Regions from separate parts of the Mus musculus genome. Here regions 1, 2, 4 and 5 are each linked to region 3. The links are chromatin loops, found by intact Hi-C in ENCODE. Cell type or tissue: left cerebral cortex. All regions are shown on one strand. Each heading gives the region's core, and the rest is flanking DNA. Links, peaks and the distances in the headings are about the cores only. Region 1 has its middle 47 kb from the start of Gm30483. Region 2 overlaps Gm30771 (a long non-coding RNA gene). Region 3 holds the start of Gm30912 (a long non-coding RNA gene). Region 4 holds the start of Gm30684 (a long non-coding RNA gene). Region 5 overlaps Gm30771 (a long non-coding RNA gene).

What was found. Hi-C counts contacts between places; a loop is a spot of excess contacts. Peaks named below come from ENCODE experiments on the same cell type or tissue, not always from the same donor. Only the 100,000 strongest peaks of a DNase experiment are listed, where the experiment ranks them.
Region 1: it touches region 3 in a loop (5-fold over the local background); 21 of 42 quality-filtered maps call a loop at or near these places.
Region 2: a loop joins it to region 3, with 2.3 times the contacts of the local background. A loop is called at or near these places in 23 of 42 quality-filtered maps.
Region 4: it touches region 3 in a loop (7-fold over the local background); 27 of 42 quality-filtered maps call a loop at or near these places.
Region 5: it touches region 3 in a loop (4-fold over the local background); 3 of 42 quality-filtered maps call a loop at or near these places.

The regions. Positions count from the first base shown.
Region 1 is chr7:37,371,495-37,377,803 of GRCm38, forward strand. It overlaps a transcript of Zfp536 not described here. Among named protein-coding and RNA genes, the nearest start is that of Gm30483, 47 kb to the left of the region's middle. In left cerebral cortex, for the core only: a CTCF peak has its summit at 2,585 (motif pointing right); a DNase peak (open chromatin) is centred at 2,582.
Region 2 is chr7:38,070,051-38,076,359 of GRCm38, forward strand. It overlaps Gm30771 (a long non-coding RNA gene), which reads left to right. Exons shown (of 5, transcript XR_391291.4): 2 at 5,379-5,553. Among named protein-coding and RNA genes, the nearest start is that of Gm30684, 11 kb to the left of the region's middle. In left cerebral cortex, for the core only: a CTCF peak has its summit at 3,992 (motif pointing left); DNase peaks (open chromatin) are centred at 1,211, 3,987, 4,696 and 5,032.
Region 3 is chr7:38,138,160-38,144,468 of GRCm38, forward strand. Gm30912 (a long non-coding RNA gene) reads right to left here and starts at 6,075. Exons shown (of 3, transcript XR_391294.2): 1 at 5,943-6,075; 2 at 4,576-4,776; 3 at 3,711-3,816. In left cerebral cortex, for the core only: a CTCF peak has its summit at 3,763 (motif pointing left); DNase peaks (open chromatin) are centred at 2,385, 3,758 and 4,103.
Region 4 is chr7:38,058,313-38,064,621 of GRCm38, forward strand. It overlaps Gm30684 (a long non-coding RNA gene), which reads right to left and starts at 4,001. Exons shown (of 7, transcript XR_003946753.1): 1 at 3,881-4,001; 2 at 3,239-3,396. Gm30771 (a long non-coding RNA gene) reads left to right here and starts at 2,968. Exons shown (of 5, transcript XR_391291.4): 1 at 2,968-3,667. In left cerebral cortex, for the core only: a CTCF peak has its summit at 2,908 (motif pointing right); DNase peaks (open chromatin) are centred at 1,097 and 2,936; H3K4me3 peaks cover 996 bases; H3K27ac peaks cover 951 bases.
Region 5 is chr7:38,082,968-38,089,276 of GRCm38, forward strand. The region is part of intron 3 of Gm30771 (a long non-coding RNA gene); the gene reads left to right. Among named protein-coding and RNA genes, the nearest start is that of Ccne1, 21 kb to the right of the region's middle. In left cerebral cortex, for the core only: a CTCF peak has its summit at 3,201 (motif pointing left); DNase peaks (open chromatin) are centred at 2,065, 3,060 and 5,043; H3K4me3 peaks cover 1,637 bases; H3K27ac peaks cover 1,138 bases.

The DNA of each region.
Region 1 (6,309 bases), core at 415-5,414, 770 kb before region 3:
AGGCTCACTTGCTCCTTTATTGAACATCAACAAACAGTGTTAGAGGCAGAAGGATGCAGGAGAGAGTGGACATACTCTGCAGTTTTGCTTCCGGGTCGGACTCCCCAGTCCCCCAGGCCTTGCCAGCAGAGACCCTGCTCTCCATAGTAATTATGGAGGACACCATTCCAGGGGGCATTTCCCTCCATTCCTGGCACTTACCAGTGTCAGTCTGTGCATAAATACAATTAGATTTGAGAGTTCTATTACAAAAGCCAATAAAGCGGGCCTCGGTAGAGATTCTAAAATTACTTAACTTTTCTTTAGAAAAAAAAATATTAAAACAGCATTATCACATCAGTGTGAAGGAAAGACACGGAGATAATAAAGTTATGTTAAACCTCCCTATATTTACTCATGTGTGAAACAGTTATGTCTGGTCACATAATTGCGATGGTTCTGAGGAATATTTCATATTTTATAATGAACATTAAAAGAGTTTGTGGATCATTACTTTATACGAGTTTCAAAGTTATTACATAAAACCCAATAGGGATGGTTATAAATTATCCGATCCTCCGGCCTGGCCTTGGTAAACATAACATGAATTCTGAGACACTGTGGCAGGCAAGATTCATGAGAAGAGGTTTAAAAAGGAGTCCCACCCTCCCTCGCATTTTAAAGGGGAAGAGAAGACCACAGTGCTTGTAGCTTGCTTTTAATATTGTTGTATCTGTTTGAACCCCCCCCCCACACACACACACAGAGAGAGAGAGAGAGAGAGAGAGAGAGACTCTCAGATACTGGCCTCCCTGGTTCATCTCTCATTACCCTATCTGAGGTCTCCTGGTCATTGTGGAATTCTTGAACTTTTGAAGCACAGATTTAAAATAATGTACTTAGTAAAGGAGACTCTGGCCAGCTTGAGTGTGGCAAACAAACATGGCTCTGGCTGGCTCACCTGTGGGTCCACAGCTGTTTATTTTTCAAAAGAAGGAGATCTTGTCTTTAAAACCTTAGACTGCATCTTTGCTGAAGCTAGAGAATTGAGAACATTTTCTGGATCGTCTCCTGCAAGTTAGTTAAACACCGAGACTGTTAGGATCAACATAGATGTCTGTCGTTTGCTTGGACATACTCGTACTATGTTTTGCTCAGGGGAGGGGGACTGCAGTGGTGGTGGTGGTGGTGGGGATCCTGCAATTCCCTCTGAAAGAATCCTCAGTTCCTACTTGGTGCATGAGGAAAATTTAAAGACCAGGAGAGAGGTAGCTTGGTGGATAAAGACAGAGGAGACCAGAGCCTCTGGTGATGTGATGGGCCTGCCCTGGAGATGTTGTAGCCTGGGCACCCTGACGAGACTCCCCAGGGAGATCTTTGCTCCCCTGGTTCTCAGAACCGCTTCCTCCCTCCGCCCAATCTACAAACAGAATGGCTCTGTGCACCCTGGAGAGTGGGAGAGGGGTCACTAGTTAGTTCTGCACCTAGGAACCTCCTGAACCTGTCAGCTCTGCATCTTGCCCTGGGCTCTGTCCCCTTCCCGTGGAGCAGCTGTTAGGGAGGTTTTCTCAGCAAACAGATGTCTGCTGGAGAATTGAAGGCTGGGAGTTGGAGGCCAGCTCCCGACTGTACTTTGAATTATGTCTGCCTTGATCATTACGCAGTCATTCACATATATTTTAGACATCAATATTGTCTAGAAATATTCTCCAGTCCTCAATGCTATTTATATGCTTCGATTCTTCTCTCTGCTTCTGCTCCGAGAGTATGCTCCATGCTCTCCCAGAGCCACCGACTGCTTTCATATCATTTTCATAAATATTTTTATTGGGAAGGGCTTGCCATTTTATTCTAAATTATTTCTCTCCACGCTAAGCAGAAGCCAGCACTCCTGGGGTGCCCAGGAACCTTCCTAACCTGTTTGGATGGGAGCTGAGCTGGTTCTATGTGGCTTTAAAGGAAAGAATATCTTATGGTGTCTCTTCCCAGACAGGGAAAATTTTGACACTAACAAAAGATAGGTTATAATGATGTCACTTTGGTAAAGCCATGGCAGACAGGACTCTTATTTATGTTAGAAACACTGCTTTGGCTTACATCTGATGTCTGCATACAGCGTAAGTCTTGGGAAGGAAAAAGAGCTCATGTGTAGTATGAGAGAAATAAGAAGTACAGGCATGAGGGTTGGAGAGATGGCTCAGTGTGTAGAGCATGTCTGCTTTTACAGAGGACCTGGGTGTGGTTCCTAGCACCCACACGGCAGTTCATAATGATCTGTAACTCCAGCAACAGGGGATTCTCTGCTCTCTTTCAGAGCCCCTGCATGTTGGAATGGAAAGGCACGCATGTGATACACACACAGACAGGCAAAACATCCAAACACACAAAATAATTTACAATCTTAAGTAGAACTACGTACAGGACTTGAGTGAGTATCAAAGACTGAGAATATTTTGGAGCAGAGAGCATCACCCCGAGATCGGGAAAACTGTCCTACCTCCTCGCTCCCTCGCCATGTACGGGCTGTGCCTAATCCAGGCTGCCAATAACCTGATCTGGCCCTGGCATGAGCTGCCTCCCTCCCCAGCAGTTCTCCAAGCAGCCTCTAGGTGGTGCTAATACTGCATAGCTCCAGCTTTTCGGCACAATGAAAACATTAATTTGCTATGAGATAATTTTTGACGTAAATGTAAAATGGTGCCCATTCGAACTCAGTAATGAAGCATGGTGCTTTCTGCGGCTCCTAATTTGACTAGTTAAATGACTCCATTACGTGTCTAACAGACAGAAGCAAATAATTTCTGGTCAGTTGATGTTCACTTATCCGTATCATTTTGCCCTGAAAATAAAAAGTCTCTAATCTACAATTCCTTTGTCTTGGTGGGTTTTTTTTTTGGGGGGGGGGTAAGATTATTAAGGCAAATATACTTAAATAATTCAGGTTAAAGTAGTACAGAGTAACAATTAAAACGCCAGCGTGTGTGCCTAATAGAGGCAGCACAAAACCGGAAACCATTTTCAAACTACCCTAACCTTTGCCCTGTCCCTTGGTCTGGGGTATTTAACAGAAGACTTGAGAGCTAAAAGAGAAAGAATCCATATTTCCAAACCCATTGTCCCCTGACAGCTAAAAACGGGCTGCTGCTGTCTCCTGTTCACTCTGCCACATAACTTTGAAGATTTTTGGACACATCTCAGTGTAGCAAAAATAAAAAGTAAAAATAAAATAATAATAATAAAATACTGCTTTAAAAAATATCAAGTGATGACTAATTTTGCCCAAAGGGGGGAAAATGGTTAATATTGAATCTTAATGTTCCTCATCTAAACGCTTTTTTCTTCCTGCTAAAAACAAGTTTCGAATTAAAGCATATCGGCTTACACATATTGCATGCATATTAGCGAGACACAGCTGTGTATGTCCCCCTCTTAAGAGCCATATGATTAAGTTATGAGATATCATATAATCCAAACTCTTTCTCTATTGGTCACCTTTTACAGACAAAAGCTTTTTCGTTTTTAGGTTTATTAAATGACAGAGCGTCCGACTCTGTAAGTGTTCCAGTCGTTATAATGGAGCACCTGTGACTTTGATTCCCTTCCCTCCCCCCCACTCCTCACTCACAAAGTCCATCTATAAATCGCTACCAAAATGGCCCAGGGGCTGACTGGGGCCAACCCTCCACGTCTGCAGCAGCTGCTGGTAGCTCCTTGACAAGGGTGGAGACCTCGGTGTGGACCTGGGTCTCAGAAATCTTAGTAAACGTCAGAATGACATGCCCCAGCCATGCCACCCCATAACTCCGAGGCAAGGGACAGTGGCCTCTCTTCATGAAGAACCAGTAGTTGAGAGAAAGGAGCTCTAAGGCTCCAAGGGAGCTCTTAGCTCTCGCTTCTCGTGTGTGGATCTGTGAGGCACCGTCTAGCAGAGTACAACATGGTAACTTGAAAATATGGTTTAAATGATCGTCACCCTGCGCCACTCCCCCCCCCCCAAAGTAACAGGCTCTCTGACCTAATTAAATCCACTTTAAAGAAACCAACTGGCGTGTGTGTGTGTGTGTGTGTGTGTGTGTGTGTGTGTGTGTGTGTGTGTGTTTTGTGTGGACAGCCTTTATTAAGCTTTTAAAATCGCAAATCCCTTTGTGCGTGCAAACTCCAGCAGTTTCCATGTTCGGGTGAGGGACACAGAACACAGACTATGTCTTTTGATGTGAAACAATGTCAAAAGGACTAATTATGAGTCATACTTTCTTGAAATTTTTGTTGGCTGATGTCGCCTCTGCAATTGGATCCCTGCATAAGGCCAGCAGCTCTTGCCGGAGGGGAGAACCTGGCACCTTCTGTTCCTGGGCCATCACCCTGGCCCTTTGCTGTTATGTAGGTCGAGAACGCCCGTGGGTTTCTAGGAAGGATCTCACTTTTAAACTTGGCATGGAAGTTACAGCTGGAGAGCAATGTCGTAGCGCAAAGATCTGTCTACACTGTGCGTGCTGAAAGAGGAAATGAGGTCAGGAGGGGCAGAAGAGAAGTGCATCTAAGGAAGGCTTCTTGGGACCTCAGGTCAGGCTCAAAAGCTGCTCCTGTAGCCCATGTTCTTCACAGGAATGCCTGCTGCTCCAAGTCTCTGAAGACAGTGGCTGGCAGCTTTTAGAGGGGCAGCCCTTTATCTGAGTCCAGGGAATGCAGGCCAGAGAGGAAGCAAATCCCACCTGAGGCTGAGCCCACAATGCTACCTGAAAGTGAGGGAGTCCCTGGATAGCAAAAACATAGAGTTAGACACAGGGGCAGGTCAGAGGCTGCACAGGAATGAAAGTGAAGGAAACTGTCCAGGTTAGAGCTGAGCTCAGATGAAAGGCTTCCCGAGCAGCTCGTGGGAAACGTTACAACTCCCTACGACCCATAATGGGAGCCAGATTCTTCTCCTGGTGGTTGTCAGGGAAGCCCCAGCACCTCCCACCTCCCCCGGAACAGCTGAGGGTCAGCACTCTTGGCCCTGGATTAACTGCTATGAACCTGTGAGGGGAAGGAAATGCCTGTTCCTGAACCAGGGACTTAGCAAAACGGTCCTAGAAACTGAGTTGTGGTGCTTTTATTTTATTTTATTTTTCCTTGTGCTAGCAACTGAACTCAAGAGTCTTGTGCACACTAAGCATGCTTTTCTAAAACCTAATGAAGTGCTCAGCCTGGTGGCACACAGCTATATCCCCAGCACTAGAGAAGCAGAGGCAGGAAGACTGAGAGGTGGAGGATAGCCTGGGCTGCTGTGTACTGAGAAGATGAGAAAGAGAGACAGACAGAGAGACAGAGAGACAGAGAGACAGAGACAGAGAGAGAGAGAGGCAGAGAGAGACAGTGGCAGAGACAGAGGCAGAGGCAGAGAAAGACACAGAGAGGGACAGAAAGATAGACACACACATGGGGGGGGACAGAGACAGACAGAGAGAAAAAAAGAGAAAGAAAGACAGAGACAGAAAGACAGACAGACAGACACACACAGAGAGAGAGACAGAGAGAGACAGAGACACATGCAGAGGCAGAGAGAGAGGCAGAGAAAGACACAGAGAGGGACAGAAAGATAGACACACACATTGGGGGGGGGGACAGAGACAGACAGAGAGGAAAAAAAGAGAAAGTAAGACAGAGACAGAAAGACAGACAGACACACACACACATACACACACACAGAGAGACAGAGAGAGACAGAGACACATGCAGAGGCAGAGACAGAGGCAGAGAAAGACACAGAGAGGGACAGAAAGATAGACACACACACGGGGCGGGGGGGGAGAGACAGAGACAGACAGAAAGAAAAAGAGAGAAAGAAAGACAGAGACAGAAGGACAGACAGACAGACACACACACACACACACAGAGAGAGAGAGAGGGAGAGAGAGAGAGAATAAAATCTGAAAGGCAGAGAGCCTGGTGTATTGGGATGGGTATGACAACTGCCAAAAACAAATAAATAAAACTACTTTATTTGCCTTCTTATGTCCACAAAGAGAAGATGTGAGCAGATGCTAGCGGCAGACAAGTGTTTCCAAAGGAGATCAGCGTCGCGGCAGAACAGGTGAGGGAGGAATCAGGCTACCTAAGGACTGATAACTCCGGAGCAAGTGGGAGCCATCTTCGACTCTGTGCAGGAGGAGGTGAGGTGACTGGGGGCCCATTAACAAATACCCCGAGAAGCCAGAGAAGTGCGGGTGGACCAGAGCCCTTATGCAACACCTATATTTAATAATGACTCTGAGGGAGATCAAGGAAATTAAACACCAGTAAGCTTGACTTGAGCAGTGGGGAAGATATTGGAAACACTAATCAGAGACA
Region 2 (6,309 bases), core at 901-5,900, 68 kb before region 3:
CTTCTGACGGTGGATGTAAGGTAGTTAACTGCTTCACACTCTGCCTGCCTTGGCGTCCATTCAGTAATGGACTATCCCTTAAACTGTGAACTAATATGTTGCCATTCCTTCTACACTCTGCCCAACAGTTATCTAGCAACAGCCAGGTAGGCCTGGCTTGCTATAAAAGGGGCTATTTGGCCTCTCTCTTACCCTCTTACTCTGACTCTCTGTTCCCTTTTCCTCTCCCTGAACCCTTTTTCCCTCTTTCCCCTTTCCCTCCCCCCTCTCTCTCCACGCGTTCCTGGCCAGCCTCTTCTCTCTCTCTCTCTCTCTCTCTCTCTCTCTCTCTCTCTCTCTCTCTCTCTCTCTCTCTCTTTCTCTCTCTTCTCCCTCTCCCCCTCCCCTCCCCCCTCCCCCTCCTTTCTCTGCCTCTATTCCCTTCTCAACTCCCCTTCCCATGCCCTTAAATAAAATCTATTCTATACTAGACCCGTCATATAACTGCTACCTGGGGGGGCGGGGGGGAGCCCAGAATTTCTCAGTGATGGGCTGGAATAAACCCCTCTCCTCCCTAAGCTGTTTTTGGTCCCGGTGTTTATCACACCAGAAGGAAGCAGAGACAGCGAGGAGCTGAAAACAGGAAGCCTTTTCTCCATTTCAAACTCAACCAAGCCCAGCCTGGGGGTAATCCTGTAATCCCAGCACCATGGAGGCAGAAGAAAGAGTCTGAGACCAACCAGGGTTGTTACATAACGAGAAAGTCTCAAAACCCAAACTCTATGAGTGGCGTTTGTGTCCCTGTGACTCAGTACCTGGCAGCAACCACCAATGGGAGTGTACTTGGTTCTTTTCTGTTGCTGTGATCAAATGTCCCAACAAAACTAACTCAGGAGAAAGCATTCATATTATGTTGTGGTTTTGTTTTTTTTTTTTTAAAGGATATGTTTTATAGAGGCTTCAGTGTCAGTATTTTTACCTCTGTGTAGATGGGCTCTTCTGGACAGTCAGGGCCAGAACTACTAAAGCTAGGACATCTATTGAACAGGTCCAACCTGGGTTAGGAAGATCGTATGATCTACCCTCTCCTGATATGTTGGGGAATCCATCGTGCCTAGAGCAGCAAAGACCTCATCAGAAGCCACCAGATGCAACCCAGTGTGGACTTCTCAATCATAGAAACTATGAGTCATGAAATCCCTTTTCTGAAAAAGTCTCAAGAATTGGGTTACAGAAACAGAAAGTGGATTAGACACCCGTCTATTTGTGTCTCTCTGAAAGAACTAACTGTACTTTTCCCCCTCTGTGGTCCAGAACGTTAGTAAGGCTGATAACAGAGTACGAATACAGAAATAAAGGAGTAAATCTGTATTTAGCAAGGAAAAATATAGTACCAAGAAGCCCAGTTACTCTTTCTCTCTGTCTCTCTGTCTCTGTCTCTGTCTCTCTCTCTCTCTCTCTCACACACACACACACACACACATCACTTACACGCATACATTATAGGTAGAGAAATCATGGAGGAACAAGGTGTTTGGTTTCAGACCCTGGAACAAGGGACTGAGATGCATATTTTAAGTACCAAGCAGACCTGGCCTCCAGGTTCTCCCAGCATCCCTCAGTCCCCACTTGGCACACCCTGCCCCCAACTTAGAACTTTCCAGCCCAAGGGTTCTTTCCTATATAATTCAGACACTTTGCACTTCAGTCTCTCCTCCCCCTCCTCCTCTTCTTCCTCCCCTTCCTCCTTCTCTTTCTTTTCTTTTCTTTCTCTTTGTGCAAGCCCTTTCTTTCTCTTCTCCCTTCCCACTTCTCCCCATGGTGACTCCCCTTGCCTCAATGCTTGGGACCAGTGAACTCTCCAAAAGTTCCCAATAAGTCCACCTTTAATATAGTCTAATCAGGCTTGAATTGGCTCATTCTGCCGTTGGAGAAATAACTTGTCACTGACTAGAGGCTGGGCTGAGAACCCATGAAGTCTATCTTCGCTGTCATCATTTTGATCTCCTTCATGTTCTTTCTCACTGCAAGTCCAGATGTTCCAGGATCATTCTAATTAGATGAACTTTGGCTTTCCGCCCATTTGTTTGTTTGTTTTTGTTTTTATTTTCAAGACACAGTCTCATTAGGCTGTCTTGAAACTCACTATATAGATACCAGACTGGCCTCAAACTCAGATATCTGCCTGCCTCTGCCTCCCAAACACTGGACTTTAGGCGTGCACCAGTGTACTTGGCTCATATGCACCCATTCTAAAAGCCAGTTGGTGTGGCCACAGAGAGAAGTCAGTGATGGGCTAGGCTTGAGAAGTGTGAGGTGAGAATAGAGTAAGACACAACAAGAGGAGCTACGGCTCCCTAGGCAAGGTGATGGATGGGACTGCTTTCACCAGGAGTTCGACCAGGTGTCTACTGAGGTAGGAGAGGCAGAAGCAGGCCTGGTGGTGCACATCTGTAATCCCTGCACTCAGGAGGCTGAGGCAGGAGGATCAGAGTTCCAGGCCATCCTGAACTAAAGAGAGAAAACTTGTGTGCCAAGAGGGAAAGAAGAAGGATGGAGAAAGAGGGGAGGGGAAAAGGCAGGGAGGGATGGAGGAGAAAGGGGTGGGAAAGGAGACCTCTTGGGGAGCCATGGGAACTGTCTACAGCCCAGCCAACCTGATGTCTAATCACGTACCAGTGTCCAAGGCTGTGTTCTGAGTCTCAGAATTGGGCTCAAACTGATTTTCTTCCCTCCAGACAGAGGGACCTGACCCCACTGTGGGAGGAGGGCGGGAACCTAGAGAGAAGACTGGCTTGCCTTTGAATTATGCACGGTGGAATGTCTTGGTGGCTTTGATGGTGTTTAATTAAATATTTGGCACATTTAATTAATTAAATATTTAAACGTTAAATACAGAATCGGATGTGACTTGGTGGACATTATGTCTCAATAGCCATTAGTCATTCAGCAGCCCTGGGAATGGATCTCTGCAGCCTGGGCCTCCCTCCTGGCTTGCAGAATGGCTCCTGGAGACACTTGTAACCACCCTAAATTAATCTCCCCTCCCTGGCTGGAATGCCCTGGCTCTGTCACTCCACAGCATCATCCCACAGCACTGAACAGCACACGTGGGGTGGAGGGAGGGGAGTCCTCCTGTTGTGTTTTCCCAGCACCTGCTCACAGAGTGGTGGAATAGGCCAGCAGCCCAAAACTGCACCTGCCCCAGGAGTGCACCTGCCACCTTCACTTTCCAAAACAGCATGGACGTTCCCTTCATAAGCATGGCAGCATGCTCCCTTCTGGCCACATCTTCCACCTTTATCCTGCCACATACCCAGAAGGTGTGACAGGCTTCTGGACAGCCATAAAAGGGGGAATCTGGAATCATGTTCCTCTAGTGATCCAGCAGGAGGGGCAGTGACCTGCAGCTTCTTTCTGCTGAGTGCCCTTGGGAGACCCTCTCAGGTTCCCATGTCCACCCATGTCCCAGAGCTAAAAGTGGGAAAGACACCTTCACACAGCCCGCCTTTTCCCCTTCCTCTGAAATGGTAGAGTCACATGCTACCTCGCTGGGATTTAGGGAGGTCTACCTAGCACATACTCAGTGGTGTACAGGGTGGGGAGACAAGGAAATGTCAGCAGACAGTATCCTTTCCAAAGGGTGGAAAGATATTTGTCCCCTCAAGCAAAGCCCAGTCTTCCAATTCTGGGTTCTGGGTCCCTTTCCTTTCCAGAAGTCTTGAGGCAGGGGTGGCGGGGGGGTGGGGGGTGGGAGGTGGCGCAGGTCACCTACAATGACACCTCCTTCTGGAAGCCCCCTGCATTTAGCATGGAAGGAGGAGGGTGAGTAGGCTGCCCTAGGCTGGAGGAACAGCTGACTGGCCACTAGCCTGCCCTGTGTAGCTGAGGTGCATCAGGGTGTGGGTGATACCCACTGCACGGGCATCAGAAGAGATTGTGTGGCATATTACTGAAGACAAATGGAACCCTGGGGTGGGAAAGGAGGGTGGCCAAACGGAAAGCTCAGAAGTGCCACCTGCTGGCTACTGAGAGAAAGACCTGGGATTGGTCCCCAAACCCTGTACCTAAGGGATGTTGGGGAGTCTCTCCCCACTCCTAGGCAGTGTGACTAGTCTTGGCAAAGAAGACAGCCAGATACTTTGAGGTTTCCAGAATTTTCTTTGAAAAGAGTCAGGGAAGGTGAAAAAAAAAAGGTTATAAAACTCATAGCCCATTTAAAATAAAGTGTAGCTTTTACACCGGAATAAACAAGGATTAAAAGAACACTATAATAGTGAAACAACACAGGTACAGTTGCACACACACACACACACACACACACACACACACACACACACACACACACACACACACACACACACAGAGCACAGCACAAGTACAGCATCGGCTTCTTCTGGTCCTCTTCCTTTGCACAACCCTATTTGGGGACCAAAAGCTCGGGGCAAGAGATCTTCATGCTCCTGATCGGAGGAGAAAACCAAGGTCCAGAACAGGCACAGAGCAAACACGCGGTGCCCTGCAGTGATCTTCCAGGACGGTTCCTCTGCACACCTCCCGGCCACCCAGCCTCACTTCCCTGCCCTTTATAAATATGCATGAAGCCTGAGAGACAGGGGCAGCCTCTCTCCCCCTACTCCCTTTTATTTTTGAGGGAAATTAAGCACAATGACAAACTTAGTTATTCATGCAACCCATGAGCCTGTTATCCTGATTATGCAGGACACAAACTGTGAGTATCTGAGTGCCTGCGCACTCATCAAAGGCTCCATCGGGCTGCACGCGCCCCGGCCCTGTCCTCCTGGCCGCCGCCTTTGTACTCACTCCTCGGCCAGAGAGGCTGGCCACCTCCCTCTGACTGTGCGCTCCAAACGCAGGGACCCCTCCAAGCTCTATTTTAAAGGATTAATTAACCTTGTGAGATTGGCGGGGGGGGGGGGGGGGGATAACTCCACCTGGCTATCTGTGCATGAAAGCATCCGCTCACCAGAGTATTTTAAGCCCACGGTGAGGACCATATGGTATTTCAAAGAACAGAAGTTGAAAGTACGGTACATATTTATTCCTTCCACAGAGTGCATGAAAGGGTTTAAGTATTTTATTAAAGCCTATATGTGCAGGCATGTGTGCGCACGTCTGTGTGTGTGTGTGTGTGTGTGTGTGTGTGTGTGTGCATGTGTGTGCGTGTGTGAAGCGAGCGGAAATCTACTTGACGCATGGAAAAAAATAAATTACACAGATTTATTTTCATCTTTCTGCCAAGCCACCCCATAGCAACAGTGAAAACTTGGTCTATGTAAACTCGAGAAAACAAGAAATATTTTATCAAGTCGACTTAACTCATAGGGCTACTGCCAATTTTCCCTTTTTCACTTTTTTTTTTTTTTTTTTAACACCAGCAGTCCCATGGAGTCCTTGAGCCAGGCTGAGGGAAAGCAGTGCAAGTTCAGGGCTACGACTTCAACCTGAGACCAAAAGGAGGACTACTTAGGGAAAGTGCTCAGAACACCACCTCCGAACACAAGAAGTCCCGGATTTCTACCCGGCAAAACCCTACCTCTGGAATGTTAGAAGGTCTGTGCATTTGATCCCAGTACCTTCTGTACCTAAAGCTCCATTTTAGGTCCTAGTCCATAAGGAAGCACTTTAATCAGGAAGCAAGTGCTTCCGGGTCACCGCCATCCCTAAGGGGTCACTATGACAACTTCTGGCCAATCCGAGTTCTGCATTGCCCTGGCCTCCAGGGACCTGGTGCCAGATTGGTCAAAAGACCCAAAGATCCTTGAATCTTTGGGGGAAAGAGGCTCTCTGGTAAGGAAGACTTCTCAAGCCAGGAATGTACAGCTCTTTGCTAGCCTAGCTGTGGGTAAAAAGCAGATACATTGAGGTTGGAGAGAGGGCTGAGTCAGGTATTTAGTGGACTTGTGTTTGGTTCCCAACAACCAATGGCAGTTTAAACCATCTATAAATAACTCCAGTTCCCAGGACCTGTCGCTCTCTTCTGGCCTCTGTGGGCACCAGGCACAAGTAGGGGGTGCAGCTGAAACATACACACATATAAAATAAAAATAAATTAATATAAAAACAAATTAATACTTAAAAAAAATCAACAGTATCCATTACTTTTGCATCACCTATGACTAAATACAGGAACGACTTAAGGAGAAAAAGTTTGGTCGGCTCACAGCTTCACAGCTCATCACGGCTGACTTCCTGGCAGTGGCGTGTGAGGTCAGCAGCTGCTCGCATCGCCGTGGGCCAGGATGCAGAAGGAGCTGGAATAGAATTAGGTGCCTGGAGTGTCCATCAGAGCCCCATCACTAGTAGCTC
Region 3 (6,309 bases), core at 655-5,654:
ACAGAGAGAGAGAGAGAAAGAGAGAGACAGAGACAGAGAGTCAGAGAGACAGATACACATACACATAGAGAGATAGAGACAGACAGAGAGAGAGACAGGCACACACATACATACACAGATGGACAGAGAAACAGACAGAGAGATACACACACATACACAGAGAGAAATAGAGACAGATAGACAGACAGTCACAAAAGGAGAAAAAGAGAGAGAGAGAGACAGAGAGTCAGAGAGACAGATACACATACACATACACACAGAGAGAGACAGACAGAGAGAGAGAGAGACAGGCACACACACACACACACACACACATACACAGATAGACAGACAGAGAGACATACACACATACACACAAAGAGATAGAGACAGACACAGAGAAAGAGAAAGAGAGAGGGAGAGAGAGGGAGAAGGAAAGGGAAGGAGGGATCGATCTAGTTTTGTTTTTCTCCTTGTAATTACCCAGTTTCCCCCAGGACCTTGTGGCAGAAGTTGTCTTTTCCCAGTGCATTTTAGTCCTTTTGTCAAAAATCAGTTGGCTGCAACCATGTGGTTTCGTTTCTAGGGCCTCTGTTCTCTTCTATTGGTCGGTGGGCAGGCACAGTCTTTGCTACAGTGGCTCTGTAGTCTAGTTTGAGGTCAGGCATTGTGATGCCTCCAGCACGATGAAGTTGGATCTGAATGCCCACGGGCTCTACAATGATCATTACGTAGTCTGTCGGGCCTTGTGTGCTCCCTGTAGATCCTGCAAGCTCTGGCCATTGCCTCTCATCTCTGAGCCTCTGTGCCAGCTATTGCGTGCATCTAAGGTTTCCTGGCTTGCTACCTCGTAGGGCTCTTGGGGGTCCCTAGTGTTACAGTGCTTGAGTAAGTATCCCGAAACCTGTCAAGTGCTATTTACAGGGTGGCACTATGCATGTGTGTGGGGTGATACTATTCCCAATCCCAGGCTAGAGGGGACCTTTAGGGACCAAAGCTCTGATCTCCCCACCTTCTCCTTAGTGTTCTCAAACACCAGGCAGATAGGAGAGGGGCGGCATTTTCAGATGCAAATGTCTCTCTCAATGGAGAAAGCCTTAAAGCCAACAGATGAAGTATAGAAAGAATGTGACAATTTCTTTAAGAATCTTCATTCTCTGGGTTATAACATTACTCGGGAGTGTATGTGTGTGTTGTGTGTTTTTTTAATCTTGCTATCATGAGCAGCAGGTAGCAAAATGTTGATCTTTAATGTGTTAGTAAAACAGCATACATTTGAATATTGGCTTTTTCTGCCATCTGTACCAGTTGACACTGTTTTTCATACCAGCTTATTACATTTCTTGTACAAACATACTTTTGGGTGTCTGTTGATTTATGCTATAGTTGCTCTGGGATTTGTGTTAAAATAGCATTTTAAAACTTATAAAATATTGCTATTTTTTCCCCCTGTTTGATTCGTTGTCATTTGAAAAAGCTCTGGAGTGGCACAAATTTCCCAAGGATGCAGTTGTCAGTTCTGGTGCTCTTGAGGGGGTAGAAGACTGGGATGGGCTGACCCAGAATGTTCTAGAAGGCCCAGCCATGCATCTCCAGGGTGCTGAACTGAGGTCCCCTTGGGGCACACTGCAGGCTCACGAGGGTTATGTTTAATCCTCCAAATGTTAGCAATAAAGATGAGATGCTGTAGGGTCATAGAGATGGCCGAGAGGTTAGGAGAGCGCACTGCTCTCCCGGGGGCCTGAGTTCGGATCTCAGCACTCATGTCTGGCAGCTTGTGACCTCCTGTAACTCTAGCTCCAAAGGGATCCTGTACCTCTGGCTCCTCACACACACACACAGAGACCCATCACATATACACAATTTAAAAAGAAAAATTAGAAGATAGTGTGTCTTAATAAAGCCTTTTTCACTAGGCAAGTGTTCTTCTGCTGAGCTCTAGGTCCCTTTTAAAAACATTTTATTTTTTTTGACAGGCTCTCATCAAGTTGCCCTGGTTGGCCTTGAACTTACATTGTAGCCCAGAATGACCTTGGATCTATGACCCTCCTGCTTCAGCCTCCCAGGAGTGGAGATTATAGGTCTGTACCACTGTGCCCCAGAGTAGTCCTACCCTACTTCTGAAATAGTTCTCTTTAACAAACTCATCAGCTCATCTCCCTAAGATGGCTTGGTATGAGGGTAGCGCTCTCATCTCCAGGCACCACAAATCCGGGGCTCCCTCATACAGAGCTTAGGGGGAACATCCTGGCATTCTGCAGTGTGGGGCTGGGGCTGGGGCTGTGTTACGGTGTCTGAAATAGGATTCCTCAGAGCCCTGGGGGAGGCGTCTCCCCAGTGGATGGTGTCTGCAGCAGGCTGGTGCCGAGGCGAGGCATTCTGACACTCTAAAAAAACCAGTGCAAACTGCCACAGATGGAGGAAGAGCTGAGATTCAAATTGCAGGCTGTTTTCTAACACGTTAAAGATTTGTGTTTTTACTCACTGCTGAGCACGGAAGCAAGATGAGTTTTCTTGTTGTAAAGACTTAGCAGGCAGCAGATTCCTCCCTCTAAGCAACATTGCCAGTGTGGGGCGGTGTACCCTTCTCCCCGTGTCTGATACAGCCCAGGTTGGAAACGCAGCCCCGCTCCTGCTCCCGGAACTCTGCCCACTCAGACCTTCTTTAACCCGTGTCCCCTTCTTGCTACCAGGCAAGTTCTGGTCCCTGTTGTTAAGACTCAGCCCAGTAATGATGCCAGGGCTGAGAAGTAAAAAGATTTGACATTCTAGCTCACTCGGGGATTCTCAGCCTTCCCAATGCTGCGACCCTTTAATACAGCTCCTCGTGTAGTGGCCCCCAGTGCCAACTGTAAAATTATATTCATTGTTACTTCATAACTGTAATTTTGCTATTGTTATGACTCGTAATGTAAATATCTGATATGTAAGATATCTGATATGTGACCCCTGGGAAAAGGTTGTTTGACCCCCCTGCCCCCAAAGGGTTGCAACCCCGACGTTGAGAACCACTGTGTAGTTTCTAAGCCTAACTCTTCACATGCTGTCTTGTCCCAGAGAGGGACTCCAGGTCCATTGTGCAGAAAAGGAGACTGAGGTAGCAAGTGGTAAAATAACCTGCTCGGGGCCGCACAGCAAGAAATGCGGTAGTATTCAAGAACTGAGCCTGCTCTGGTCTGCCCTGGCACTTATTCTCAGAGCACAAGATCCCCCCTCCCCCACCACCACCACCAAACACCTTGGCTCCCACGGGCTCTGTGTTTTCAAACTCAGCTTATGTTTCTTTGTCTTTCTTGAATCTCAGCCCGGGCCTAGGGAAATAGCAAGGGCTCTTTGGGTCTAAAATAAGGAGTGGGGCAGAGATTCTTTCAAAAAACAGAGAAGTGTGTGTGTGTGTTGGGGGGTCCTCACTATGTAGCCCACGGTGACCTCAAACTCATACTTTATCTGCCTCAGCCTCCTAAATCCTAGGATTATGAGTGTATGCTGTCATGTTCAGTTCATTACCTAATTTTAATTTTTACAAAATGAGGGTCCTGTTGGGAACCTGGATAGGAAGGTTTAAGTTGTACCCAAAGTAATAGGAAAGAGTAACAAACAGGACACAGCTCATATCTACCAGTGCTTGGTCTGCGAGAAGACTGTCCACAGGCCTGAGGACCAGGAAGAGGTGTTTGTTTCTTCTGATGCTTAGAATAGGCTACCTGGAATGAGGACTCTCTCAGGCTGGCACCAGGGTGGCTGTCTTCTAAAAAGATCCACAGGGCTGGGCGCCCTCTGCTGGACATTTCTGGCAATGCATGTAGAGGAACTCAGTGGTCAGTAGTAAGCAAGAGCCTATGAGAGGAAATGGGACTGAGAAAGGCTAGGGGAGGACACCTCCTCTCCTTGTTGGGAGTAAAGCCCCTGACGACTCCCACATTCCCTATGAGAGTAAGGTACCGTGTCTCACACCTCAAGCGAGGCCACGGAAAGGTTCTCTGAGAGGTGGTCTTCCACTCAGGGGAAATAGAACCAGGGAGAGACTTGTGACAGACATCACAGAATATAGTTACGAGAGTCCCGAGGCAGTGCTGTGAAGGGAGTACCCAGCAATCAGGGTGCTGGAGTGATGGATGAGCAGTTAAGAGCACTTGCTGTTCTTGGAGAGGATTAAGGCTTGGCTCACAACACCTACAGGGCAGTACACGACCACCTGGAACTCCAGTTGCAGGGGACCTGACGCCCTCTTCTGGCTTCCATGAACACTGCATGCATGCTGTGTGTATACTACCATAGGTGCGTGTGCGGGCACACACACACACACACACACATACACACACACACAAATAAGAATAAAGAGCGTCTATCTGTTGGCAGAGCCTATGGGAGTGGCCAGCCCCTCCATGCATTCTGCACATGGTTGTTATGTGCTGGACTTACAGTGTCCATCAGAACTATGAGCTGAAGGCTTGGCTCCAGGCAGTGGGGCTCAGAGGCTGGGCCTTCTGGAGTGCATGGATCAAGAGGACCTGACTACCTTCTGAGAATGAATCCTTTGGTAGATTCATAGCTGACTGGGTTTGGGGGGAGGAGCTTGTCGTAGAGCAAACTCACTGTCATCCTCTTGGCCAATTGTGAGCAGATCTTTCCCTCTTCTCGCTCCCATCATAATGCTCAGAAACAGAGCCAGCACCAAAGTCTCTGCGACATGAGCCAACAGCAAAGCTTTCATCGTCTCAGCAGATATTCTCAGGTGTTCTTGTGCAAAGCAGGACCTCTCCTCCCTGCTCTGACACAGCACTGGGTAAGTTTTACCTGGGGAGACACCAACAGAACAAACTGCTACCCCAGACGGGGCTCCAACAACAGACCAAGTATGATTCTGCCTACCTAGCTTGGGAACCAATGGATTTATTGGGTTAACTAGAGGAACATGCTGATTGAATTGCTTACAGGAGACTAGGCGAACCCCAAACCCCAAACCACCAAAAGACTTTTCCACCAATATGGATGATGAATTCCCCATAGCTACATAGACAGAAACTACTCCACTCTCAGGTAACTCTCCACACATTCTATACTCTAGCACCTTCTGAGACCCAGAAACCATAGATATCTGGGTCAGAACAGCACACAGATGAGTGGACAGCACAGGAGAGTAACTGGAATCTCAGGGGAGTGTCTAAGACCCTCACCACCCCCTCCTCCTGTCAGGGGACATCAACAGATCCCATTTTGAAGGTCTCTGGAGAGTAGCCACAACAATGCTGCTGTCAGTCCGCTGTGCACCTCAGAAATGGGTACACAGGCCATCTCTAAAGCTGCTAGGTTTTGTGTGTGGTCTCAGATACCAGAGACCTTGGGGGTACAAGTAGACCTTGGCAGTGTCCAAGGCTAGGATAGAAAGGGAAATCCACATGTATGCACAAGGGGACATCAGGATCTCGTGAGTCTGATGTGGCCTGAGTAAGGACCCCATGGGAGTATGCTCTAGGCTCTCACAGCACTACCCTGAAGGCTTCCTGGGACCCAAGACAGTCATACTCAGTGGTCCGTATAGTACAGATTTCCTGTTCTTGACTGAGCATCCCTGCATCCAGCAAGCTGCCTGCACAGCTAGGTTTCCTCAAATGCCTGGCAAATAGGCCTGGCCAACCAGACTCAGGGTCCCTAACCTCCATACCTCTCTTCCATCTTCCATGCAAGTAGGTGGATATGTCCCTGACTGTAGTCAGACCTCTACTGTAGAGAGGTGGAGGTGGGCTCGGGCCTGGCCTACCCCTCCCTCCTCCCACCACCCTGCCTTCCACACTGAACCCTTTTGTGTGAAGAAAACCCTAGCTATGTGTCAAGGTGGTGGTCCTCCTCCTCCTCCCCTTCATCCCCCTCCTCCTCTTCCTCCTTCCCCTCCTCCCCTCTTCTCCCCCTCCCCCTCTCCTCCCTCTCCCCCTCCCACTCCTCCTTCTCCCTTCAGCACAAACCTTCATTCACAGGGACCTGGGGCAGGTTTCCCAGACTCAGTGTTGTTGACCTCTGACCCTGTTGTTCATTAAGAGGCCACCCTGTGCATGGCAGAATGACCCAGCCAGAGACCTGAAACACTTGTCCTTCTGCTCTGAAAACCAAAGTGTCTCCAGGTCCTGCCAAGTAAGTGTCCCTCAGAGAAAAAAATTGTCACCTTGCCCCTACTTACCTAGGATTGCACAACTCAGACGCCTGTGGAGGCACCATGAGCAGACCTGGAATGTTAGAAAAGAGGCCCAGGAATGAGGTAGGAACAACCCCTGGCCAGGTAGAATGGTGCCTAGGGCCTGCACTGTCACCCCCTGGGGGCCCAAAACAAAGCAG
Region 4 (6,309 bases), core at 793-5,792, 80 kb before region 3:
CTGGATGAAAGCCTGAGGCAGGAGGATGGCAATTCAAAGCCCAGCTCTGTTGAAAGCAAAGGCTAAGCTCTCTGTGGCTATGGGGTCAATGCCAGAGACCTGGTGAAGTAATTACCAAGACTGGCTGGTTGAATGATGGACTGAGTAACCCAGGCCCCCTTCTGAAGTATGTAGTGACAAGAGTCACCTCTGGAGCTAGCCACACTGTAGGAGCTCACCATAAGGTCTTAGTCGTGCTCAGTGAGCCTTGGAAACTGGGAATGAAGTCCTGGGTGGTTTCATTTAGAGCAAGAGAAAGGAGGAGGCACAGAGGATAAAGTGAAGGCTTTGTATCCCCCTCTGTGATAAGGAGACACAGAAGAAGCCGGAATGGAGTGAGGTCTAAAGGTAGCTGCCTGTCTGCCCCTCTGTATAATGCAGGAGGCCATGGGCAAAGCCTCTGAGTTGGGAGCACAGCAGCCAGTCTTTGCAGACTATCAGGAACCAGCCAGGAGAATACCAAGAGACTGGGGAGAGCAAAAACTGGAAGTGAGCATTCCTTAGGCTCCAACTTTAGAGGTCAGATCAGAGCCTCTGACCTTCAGACTTAGGGTCCCATTACAACCAGAGTCTGCCCCTACTATCCAAGACCCCATCCATCATAAGCATTCTTTCACTTCTTCTGGGTCCTGGATCTTGGGCTTCTAACCCCCAAGAGCAAAAGGAACCATATTTGGAGAAGAGAAGGTCCTGTCTCTGAGAACCCATTCCCTGCCTGAGTGTCAAAGAGCATCCTCAGGAACAGACCATGGCCTGTTTTGAAGGCAGCACTGATCTCAGTGGTCCCAGCCCCCTACATGTACCTGAGCTGTTTGATGAATGTGTCCCCAGGCTCGACTGCAGCTGTCCCCAGGGGACAGCTCTCAAGATAAATAAATAAAGCCTTCTCTGATGGTACATGCCGGTGTCCGGGCTGCAAGGCCTATTTTTAGAATGTAGGGCAATTTTCTCCCAGAATAGACAAGACAGCTAATCCAGGAGGGAGGCTGGAGAGAGATGAAGACGTCGAGTCTAGATATGAATTAGTTGTGAGTATATTATTTGAAGAAATGTTGAACAGCTAAGCAAATATTTGATACCTTTGAATTGGAGCCGGCGTTTCCACAGGCTGAGAGCACTAGCACTACTGAGACATCCCACTTTGTCCAGGTTGTACCTGGCTGTCACACCCTGCTCTGCAGCCCTCCTGCTGCTGCATGCTGAGAAGCCATGGACACTGTGTGAAGCCACCTGCTCAGCATGTCTCTGGGACAGTGGCTGCTTGCAGGCTTTCAGGACTCTCTCTCTCTCTCTCTCTCTCTCTCACCCCCTCCCTCCCTCCCTCCCTCGCCTCCTCCATCCTCAGATCCTCAGGGCCTTGGATGCTGGGACCGCAGGCTGTGCCATCACATCTGACAACTTTCCTTTTTGGAGAGGTATTTACTACCCTTCAATTTACCATATCTTTTTTTAAATTTTGTATTACTATATTTATTCTTTGTGTGTCAGAAAAGGAAGTCCTTTCTCTCCTTGCATCACGTGGGTCCTGGGGATCAGACTCAGGTCGTCAGACTTGGAGGCAAGTACTGTTACCACCTGACTCCTCCTACCATGTCTTATTAGAGGGGGTGAGGTGGCTGTCCCTGTAGGGCCTCATTGAAAAGGGTCAGAGAAAATGATCTGTTCTATATTTGGACCTTTTAGTCTGTGACCCTGGAGAGAGGGTTTGGAGACAGAAAAACAAGTCTGATCTGTAAGACAGGAGGTAGAGTCTCCAGGTTTGGACACAGCTTCGAGAGCTTGCAGAGTGGTGGGGAATCGACTTACAGTTGGAAGAAAGGCCTAGGAGTCCCAGGACAGCCAGTAGATCTATCTTGGGAGTGGTAGACTCGTGTTAGTTACCCAAGCTTGGGGGTGGAAGCCAGCATTGGTATCCCCAGTTCACAGATGCAGAAGTGAAGAATCCAAAACATGATCAGTTCTCGAACTCATTTGTCTGTGAGTGTGTGTGTGTGTGTGTGTGTGTGTGTGTGTGTGTGTGTGTGTGTGTGTGTTTCATCCTGTGCCTTGCACATGCCTGGCATCTGCAGTCTATCCTAGTGTGCTGGCTGGTTTTATGTCAACTTGACGTAAGCTAAAGTTAAAAGGAGGGAATCTCAGTTGAGAAAATGCTTCCGTTAACAAACATTCTTCTGTAGGGCATTTTCTTAAGTAGTGATTGATGGGGGATGTCCAGCCAACTTTGGGTGGTGCCATCCTTGGGTCATTGGGGCTGGATTCTGTAAGAAAGCAGGTTGAACAAGCCACGATGAGCAAGCCAGTAAGCAGCACCCCTCCATGGCCGGCTGCATCAGTTTCTATCTCTAGGCTCCTGTCCTGTTTGAGTTCCTGCCCTGACTTCTTTCAGTGATAGACTTCGATGTGGAGGTGTGAGCCAAATAAACCCTTTCCTCTCCAATTTGCCTTTGGTCATGGTTTTCATCATAGCAATAGTGACCCTAACTTAAGACACTCAGGAACAGTTAGTGTGCGCTCTGACCACGTACTACATCTTCACTTGAATTCACCAGTTAATCATTACAAAGGCTCCCCAAGGCATGCACATCTAACCGCTCTAACTTACAGAAGAATGAAAAAGAGTTCACAGAGGTGATCCTACTCAGCTGGGTCATACCAAGCCTGCCTCCCAGCTCTCTGCGCCGCCACTGATACACACGGCCTCCTCGGAGATGCTGGCTTTCTCACTCTGCTGGGAGAATCCCGAGCAGGACGAGAGGTGGCAGCGTGGACACTGTTGGCTATGTGGCGTGGTTTAAGGATGAGCAGGGATCTGCAAGCCCTGTGAGCCCTGTAAACCCTACAAACCCTGGCGCCGCAGCTGCCGAAGCGCAGCCACCAGATGGCAGCAGATGCCTTGTGATCCCGTGACCGTAAGGGAGCGCTGCCCCGGCCAGCGGAGCCCACCCGCGGTGCACCTCCGGGAGCTGGGCGCCTTGGCCCGCCGGTGTGCTACCCGAGAGCCCTCCCCGCTGTCCCACCCCGCCCGCCCTTGGCGGGCCGCCGCCTGCTGTTCGCGGCGCGAGCGCGCTGATTGGCTTGGTCTGTAGCTAGGGAGCCGAGCAATCAGCCCCTGCGGGGACCCAGCGTGGGCGAGCCCCGGGCCGCCAGAGTGACTGGATTGTCCTACCCAGGCGGATTAGAACGTTCTCTCCCTCCTTACCATTTCACGCACTTCAACCCCGAGGCGTCACCCGGTTCGACTTCCGACGGGTGGCACAGGGCCGACCAGAGCCCCCTGCGATCTGCCCGTTTTTAACGCCCAGCTAGGCCCCACTGAATGCCATCACAGTTAAAGCAGGCTACATCTAGCCCGGAGCGCTGTAAATGATGAAGGGGACCAAATGCCTGTAAATCCCAGGGCTCTTTCTGAGCTCAGCGTGGGTACTGGGCGAGGGGTGGGGGGGATGAGGAGTCTGAGAAGAGTATCTAGACCGGGCTCACTATGAGCCCCTGGAGATCAAACCATACAAGTATATCAGTACAGGGCCAGAATCCTCTGCCCCTGAAGACCCAACGGAGAGTCATGTGTGCCTTGAACTCCATTCCACAGAGAGGGAAACTGAAGCCAGGTGGAACTGAAACCATGCAGGTCAGAGAAGGCAGGGGTCGGAGGGGGCTGCGGGGCGGGGGGGGGGGAGGGGGGAGGGGGGAGGGGAAGAGTTGGACTTGAACCTCTTAGTCAGTGACCTTAGAGAGTTGTCACAGTTAGAGCCTTTAAGAGGCTAAAAAATAAAGAGCCCCACCCTGACCATTACACACCTTACACTAATAAGACCTGGGGGGGGGGGGGCGGGAAACCCACCTAGTCAAGATGACATGTGTGCCCAACCCCCAGAGAGGGAGCCTGAGCTACACTGTCAGCTGCACTAGTCGCCACTGGCTACTAGGCTTGGCTGACCCAGCCTAGGCCACGGATTGGGTCACAAGTTAGGGCTTCTCTGGTCATAATTGAGGGGGTATTTTACAAATTTTGCAGTATTGTGTGTGCATATTACAAGTATTCTGAGGTCCTTAGAAAAGGAAGGAATAATTGAAATAAAACAAAATATCAGGGTTTGGGAGATGGCTCAGCGGTTAAGAGCACTGACTGCACTTCTGAAGGTCCTGAGTTCAAATCTCAGCAACCACATGGTGGCTCTCAACCATCCGAAATGAGATCAAGTGCCCTTTTCTGGGGTGTCTGAAGACAGCTACAGTGTACTTACATATAATAAATAAATAAATAAATCTTTAAAAAAGTATATCAGCCCTGAATATATGTGAAGTCACCCCTGGATTCAACGGATTGAAAATATTCACCCTTAAACTGCCTCATACAGACTCTCTTATCCTTGTTCCCTAAGCAATGCATTAAGCAGCTATTTACATTGCACTAGGACTCAGCAGTCACTTAGAGGGGCTTAAAGAACATGGGTGTGTGCACAAAGGCTGTATACAAACCGCAAACCGTCATGTGCACGGGTTGGGAGGATTTGTAGAAGGAACCAACTCCCTACAGCTATCAAGGGCCTACTGCATAATGCAGAGAAATAAAAAAAAAAACTGCAAAATATTTTTCTCCTTTCCTTTTTGATGCTGACTTAATAACCCAGGGTTTGTGCATGCTGTCACTGCCAGCCACTGAGCCAAGCCCCCAGCCCCTCACTGAGGGATTCTAGACAAGTCTCTAGATCAAGAAGGTAGAATTTGGGGAGACACTGTTGGGACCATGCTGGCTCTGGTGCTGTTCTCTCTGTCTGATCCCCCACCCCTCTGGGTCTCTCTGCATCTCTGTGAGGCAGAGATGTTTGTAGACACCGCAAGACCGACCGCTGTGGCAGTAAGGAGAGAAAGCCTGACAAGCTGTGCATGGTTTCAAGATTTACCACGTTTCAAAATTGGACACGTTAATTAGGGCCTTGTCCCAGGACAACACTGCCTTTATCATATCTTCTATCTGAATATGTGTGTGTGTGTGTGTGTGTGTGTGTGTGTGTGTGTGTGTGTGTGTGTGTGTGTGTGCAGGTGCCAGCAAAGTCCAAAAACCAACAGAGTCCATGGAGCTGGAGTGATAGGCAGTTGTGAGCTGCCATGTCATGCTGGGAGTCAGTCATACCTATGTCCTCCACAAGACCAGCAAGTGCTGCTAACAGCTAAGACATCTCTCCGGTACCCCCGCCCCCCACATAAGTCTATTTCTCCGCTACTCCACAATAGCAAATTAGCATGGATTCAGTGCTTAGAGCGATGTCAGGTCTGCAGTCAGAATTCTGGGTGAGGTGTGAATCTGCTGGGTCATTTACTGAGCGTTTTAGAAGGCTGAAGTCAAGGTCTTCGCTTCTATCTGAAGGTGCTGGTGAAAGTGGTGGGGAAGGGGGACTTTGCCTCCACTTCATTCATATGCTCATAGGACTAAAGCCGTGTGTGTGTGTGTGTGTGTGTGTGTGTGTGTGTGTGTGTGTGTGTGTGTAAAACACAGTTCTATGTCTGTGAGCTCTCCATGGTCTTTACCTTTATAGAACATCTTTCTGATCCTTAGGCATTGTTACCTGTAGCTCAGTGCATGAGAGACACATTCAAAAAACAAAACAAAACAAAACAAAAAAAAATACCCTCACCTCCTCTCCCCTCTTCTACTCCTCCACTTTGCCCTCCTTGGCTTCCTCTTCCTCCCCCTCTTCCTCTTTTCCCTTCTTCTTCTCATAACTTAGGGTCTTGTCTTGTTACCACCTCATCCTCCTGAAGTTTGGGGTTACGGACACCCACCGCTATCCCCGGCTTGATTCACGTTCTTATAAACAGTTTATAAGCATCTTTTTTTTTCATATTTTCCCAACATTGTCAAAATGCTTAGTTGTCATCAGTGTAATATATAAAATATAATATTGATTTAAATTTGCATTTCTCTGAGCATTAGAAAGATGAAATCATCTTCCATACAATCCTTGGATATTTTGTTTTCTTCTTATTCAAATTGCTCCTCCATAGTCTTTGTTGCTCTTCATAATCGTGATTATCTTAGGTATGGTTTTATTGCTGTGAAGAGAGAGCATGAGGAAAACATTTCATTGGGACTGGCTTACAGTTCAGAGGTTTACTCCATTATCCTCCTGAAGGGGAGCATGGTGGTGGGCAGACAGATGTGGTGCTGGAGAAGGAGCTGACAGATCTACAACTGGATTGTCAGGCAGCTGGGAGAGCTAGCTGACTTGAGCTTCTGGGTCTTCAAAGGCCACGCCTTATTGACACACT
Region 5 (6,309 bases), core at 529-5,528, 55 kb before region 3:
TAGATAGATAGATAGATAGATGAGTCTGTCAGTTCATCAGTAAAGGGCTTGCCTTGCAAGAGTGAAGACCTAAGTTTGCACTTCAGAACCCACATTTTAAAATAAATAAGTAAGCAGTAGCCAGACACAGGGGTCCAAGTTTGCACACACTGTTTCAGAGCTGAGATAGGATTTCTAGAGCTTGCTGGCAGCCACACTAGCCTACTTGGCAACTTCTAGGCAAGTGAGTCACTCTGTCCTGAGGAACACCACAGGAAATAGTCCTCTGAAACACACACACACACACACACACACACACACACACACACCTGCACACAAAAGTGAACAAACACACCTCCATCTGCATATTCAGTTGCATATAAACACATCTACATCTGCACAGGAGCATACACACAAACCAGTACTTGCATACACAGCTACATAAACACACACACACACACCTGCATGGGAACACGCAGGTGTATACATACCATACACACCATCCCATAGAAAATTTCCATAGAAAATTCCAAATTATGTTTTTCCCTAGACAATAGAGCATAATATATAATATATATTATGGCATTAAGTATGATACTCTAGAGACACAGAGCGCTATATACAGGTTATAAGCAGATACTACATTATCCTCTGTAAAGGTTTAGTATCCTCAGTTTTGATAATTTTGGTGGTCTTGGAACCAAGAGGGAGAGCCAAAGACACCTTTGTCTTTTTTCCTGTCTTTCTTTTAATGAAGAGGTTTGGATTTCTCCCTACAGATAATTAATGCAATCATTTAGAAATGTTAGCTAGACTTGAGGAAAGACAAACAGGATGGCAGATCTTCTAAAAATCCAAACAGATACAGTGTGAGGCTCTTTTGGAGTCACAGACATGAGTGTAGCAGACAATGAAGGGAGGGGAGATCCTTTCTTTTCCCCCTCAAGACAAGAATTCTCAGTGTAGCCCTGGATGTCCTGGAACAAGCTCTGTAGACCAGGCTGGCCTTGAATTTAGAGATCTGGCCACCTCTGTTTCCCGAATGCTCCCTGGTTAGGAAGGGAGATTACAAGGCATTTAAATTTCAGTCATCAAGACTAATTGTCTTTGTCTGAGGCCTAACCTCCTGAGAAGGTGGATTGCAGTGCTAAGCACTGCAGAAATGGGGTGTGACACAAAGTTCAGAGAAAAAAGGGGCTCACTCCATATATGTTGGCTTAAAAGGGTTTGTGATACATCTAGGAGGAAGTCTGCTAGTGGTGAGGGATAAAGCACGATCTCGGAGTCTGCTTAGGGTTTACGGAAGCTGGGTTTGACTGTAAATATCAGCTATTTGGGACGCTGAGGCAGAAGGATCACAAATTCTAGGCCAGCCTGGGCCTAACAGAGGTACTTCAGGGCTAGCCTGGGTCTACGAAGAGACTTCAAGGCAGGCCTGGGCAAACTTGGTTTCTAAAAAGAAAAAGTAAAAATGGCAGCAGGCAGGCAGGCACGGTACTGAAGCAATTTTCCACTTGTGTCATCATGTAGGTGCTGAAATTCTTTGGACCCAGTGGGGTGGCGGTACGGTACAAGGACAGTTCGCTTCAGGGCTAGGTTCAATCCCTAGTATGAGAGAGAAAGAAGAGGGTGGGAAGTAACGGAGGAGAGAGATGGAAGAGAGGGAGAGAGGAAAAAGAGAAGGTGTAATGAGCTTCAATGGTATGACTGGTAAGGTATCAAAGACAAACAGGATGCCACAACAGGCCTGCACCGAACCAATCCAGAAGAAAGGGAGAAATAGCAGGAGGGCAAGGGAAGAGAATCCTGGAGAGCCCGTCTTTGCCCAAAACGCAGTGAAATGTGGGCGTCAATGTGTCCTTCTTAGTTCTACCTGGTTCAGCCTACACAGGGGCAGGACTAGGAACGTGGCGAAAGCAGGTCTGAAAGCTGTACAGCTTGGTGTGCCTGCGCATGCGCCGGACCCCAGCGCCACCGCCCAGCTCTCTTCAGCCCCGCCCACGCGACGCCCTGCCTAGAGCCTGCGCTCACACTTGGCCCCGCCCGTGACCGTCCAGTCCCGCCCCCCTCGCGGTGCGCGAGGAAGCCACGAGGAGGCCCAAAGTCCCGCCTACCCAGAGATCCACCTACGCTTTGGCTCTGTTACAGAGGCGCTTTGCGTTAGCTCGACGCCGCGCAGCCGCAGAGGACATGGGGCGGGGACAGGGGCGGGGTCGGATCGGAGGCGGAGGCTGGGTGGGCGGGCCCTGGAGTCACGTGTGTAAACACGCCGCACGTGGAGCTCAGCCTGAGCCAGAAGGGCGGGGCTGCGGGTTCCGAAGGAGGAGGCGGGTAAGGTGCGCGCGCGCGCGCGCATGGAGGTCTTGGGCGGCGCGGGACTGGGGCGGCCTGGTTCTGTCCCCAACTTCAGTTTCTTTATCCCGCTGCATTGGTGAGAGCTGTGACCAAGGCAGGCCCAGCCCTAGGGGACGAAACCCCCCTACATAATAACCCCACTACGTGCGCGCTCTCCCATTTCACAGATGAAGTAAAGAAACTTGCTCCAAGCCACGTGGCTGGAAAGTGGCGCCACCAAGATCTGCCCTGGACAGCAGGGCTCCTGGGCCTTGCTTTGTGGCTTGCGTGGCAAGAGGTTCTGGGCTCCGACTCCTACGTTCTGCCCTTGCCCTAAGGGCTACATTTGGTCTGGCTAACATGGCGAGGCCTATTGCTCCGTGCACAATGAGGTGACAGGGGTGCCTGCTCCCCCAGCTAGCAGTCTAGAGACGGGCGCAGGCCAAACCGTCGACCATGGTTTCCGTCTGGGTGTGGCTGGAACACTGCGGTGGGGTCCGGACACCTGAGCCTGCATCACTGCTCCTTACACAGCTCCTCCTCCATTTCTTTGCCCCTTTCTTCTCCCCGAGCCGCACAGAGCCCCTTTCAGAGGCGACGCCCAGTGCAGCGGGTTCCTACCCTTCTGCCCCAAAGGGCCTCCTTTCCTCTCCTCCTCGTCCTCCTCCTCTCCCATCTGTGCCGCGTGACCGGGGGGAGGCGCCGTACCGGGCGCAGTCCAGGCGTGGGGCCCAGCCAAGCTGTCATCCCGGACTGGCGGGCCCGAGGAGGCCTAAAAGGGGGGACCCGAGTGCTTGGGACTGGTAGGAAGCGTGCTCCAGGCAGAAAGGCTGAGCTGCCAGCAGTCCCGGAGAGGAATGCGCGCCCTCTTCAGGCTTAAGCGGCTAGGTCCTGCGGCCCTGAAAACCCATACCTGGGCCCCTCCCAATTTTGGGTTTGAGGGTTCAGGAGCTTGTTAATGGGACATTCCATTAATCTAAGGCTAAGGCTCCGAGGCAGCTCAATGTAGCTGTAGGCCCTGAAGCCAGGCTCAGTGTCTGACCTTGGGCAAATTGCTGAGCCTCCGTTTTGTTCAGTTTCTCCAGATTCATTTACCAACATTCCAGCCTCAATATGTCCCTCTGAGATGATGCTTTTGTTTTTAATCTCCCCATGCCCTCTAACTAGTGCCCTTGCACATTCAACCACGTGTGTTGTGCCCGTGCTTCCCAGAACAGCCATGGGGTTTTGGGCTCACTCCGTGTGGTTTGCTCCGTGGTGCACAAAGGCTTTCTGTAGAGAATTTGGAGTTTTGGCTAGGGAAGACCCTCCTTCGGACTGCCTCTTTACTCTGAGTGAAGTTGAGGAAAAGGTATATGGAAGCCAAAACACTGGGAGCCCTAGGACACAGCGGAAAGGAAGAATTAACAGAACCCTGCTGAGTTGTGCCCAACCCCGAGGCTATGGGGGTAGGCCTGCTTCTCCAAGCCAGTCACTGAAACTGCGTAATGGAGCTAGCAACTTCTGGGGAGTGGGTGACCATGGCTTCCCAGTTACAGCTAGAGTCCTGCTGTGAAATGCAGGATGCCGCTGTTCAGCAGCTCACCTCTGTTGTTGTTCAGGCCTTAACCAGGTTCTGTGCTATTTCTGTATCTGCTGCTTTTGCCAGACCACTGACAGCCGCCCCCTCCCTCCCTTCAACCCCCACCCCCCACCTCAACCCCCACCCCCACCCCCACCCCCTGCTTCTGTGGTGTCAGGTAGTTCCGATGATGAGTTCTGCCCCAGGGACTGATTCATGCCACATGCCTGTCCTGCCCTAGCTCCACATTCCTTGACCACTGTGATTAAGGACCATTCATTCAGCTTGATACTCTGAGAGGGAAGTTCTGGCCGGCAGGAATGTCAGCCTAAAAGATACTGGAAAATAGCAAGTGGAGAATGAAGTCAGCACAGAACCAAGCCAAGCTGGGCAAGATGGACGCCTCTGAACACCCAGATGGAGCCCTTCCTGAAACTAGATAGCATTGTGGCTTGGCTATGTCTCTGGATTCATAAACTTCTTACTTCTTCTGACCGTTGTTACTCTAATTTAATCTCCTCTGACTTTTTAGGGGACCCAAAACCTTAGCTACCACTTCTGAATGAAATGTGGGGCTTCAGGTCACGTGGCCCACCAGACTTGAGTCTCCCATGGTGTGTAGGGCTTTTGCCTGCTCTGACTTTTGGCCATCTCTTGACCCATGGTGACCTTGAGAGATGCTCTCTGGGCTTTTCTCCAGCTCTTAACTATAACCCTAGGGCTTAGAATCTCTGTCCTCAGCTAAGGAAAAGTGAACGATCCACTGGTCTCCCAAGGCTAGCTGGGACTTGGTGTTAGCCTCCTGCTCTTGTGCACTAGTGCACATGGCCCTTCCTTCTCCACTTCTGTTGGTCTCCTGACCCACTTACCCATTCTGCTCTCCCTTGAGCCCTCTCATAGATACCATGACCAACCTTGGGTAGTAGAGAACAGATGAGGTGTTTTCAACTCTTAACTTTCCCCCTCTAGATCCCAATTTCCACACAAAGGCTCAGACACTCTAGGCACTTGTACAAGCCCATCCAAAGGGCTACCCACAGCTGCTACCCACCAGCAAGCCAGAGGGTGGGAAGTGTGAACACACAGGAGGGGAGAGGATGCAGCGTGGGGATACAGACGGTGCGCCTCCCAAAATGTGCTGCTGCACATCTGCCCAGAGAAAAAGGGAGGCTCGGAATCGCCAGCTTTTTGTTATTTTTACTTTTTGGTGCGAGGGGCCATCTGTGCAGGTTTGAGTTTGTCTGGAGGCAACAGGGTTGCAGATGAAATTCAAATACAAGCTTACTTCGCAGGCTGTCATGCAGAGACTTTCTCCAGGAGCTGGGATGGCAGTGCTGGTATTTTGTTTTTAATAGCATCAGCACATGCCAGGGTCCAGCAGCTGTGCACGTGGGACCTTCCACCAGCCCAGCCTACCGCAGCCACAGTCCTTTCAGCAAAGGCTCAGAAGGCTGGGATCACCAGTCCAGTGGAGGGAACAGGGTGGCAATAGCAGAGATGGAGTGGGAACAATTCTGAAGCCCACAATAGCATCATGATCCTTCCCAACTATGCCCATGAATTTGCTGCTGAGGACTTGGACTCATCGGACCCCTATGGGTCTTGCTTCCCCCCTTCTTCTGTCCCTCTCTCCCATTGTGTGTGTGTGTGTGTGTGTGTGTGTGTGTGTGTGTGTGTGTGTGTGTGTATGTGTTACAAGGAATTGAACCAAGGACCTCCTACATACTAGGCAAGTGCAGTCTACGAGTTAGAATCACCTCCCTCTTTTCACTTTCTATTTTGAGACTCAAGCTACCGGGGCTGTCCCTGAACTTTGAATCTTCCTGCCATAGCCTCCTGAGGACCTGGGACTACAAGCTATGTCATCAGACTCAGCAGGGCCCTAATTTGATGGCTGCCTACTGCCTGGCACTTGTACCCCAACCCCATCCCCACCCTATGCTGATGAAGTTTATATTCACTTAAGAACAGTCACTTGTTACTAGACACTGGATAGATGCTTCCTTGAGGCCTCTCCCCTGCCCTGGATGGCCAGCCACATCCTCCTGGGGCTCCGCTCAGCAGGAAAAGAGAGAATCACAGGCAAGTTTAGAAAGTCTTCCATGAGCCTGGGGTGAGAGGGCAATGATAGGTAGCCAACTAAATTCAGTATAATAACAGCAAGGACCAAGGCGTGGTCTCTTTCCTCCTTCCCCCCTCCCACTCTCCTTCCTTTTGACTCCCCCCACCCCCGTTACCTCCCATCACTATCCTCTTCTGTCCCCCTTGTCCTCCCCTCCCTCTTGCTTACCTTTCCCTCTTCTTTAATAAGGAGCCCTTGCTGAGTGTGGTGATCCATGCCTTTAATTCTAGCTCCCAGGAAGCAGAGTCAAGCAGATTGCTGTGAGTTCAAGGACAGCCTGGTCTACATAAAGTCTTTTAATGAGGAATAGTAT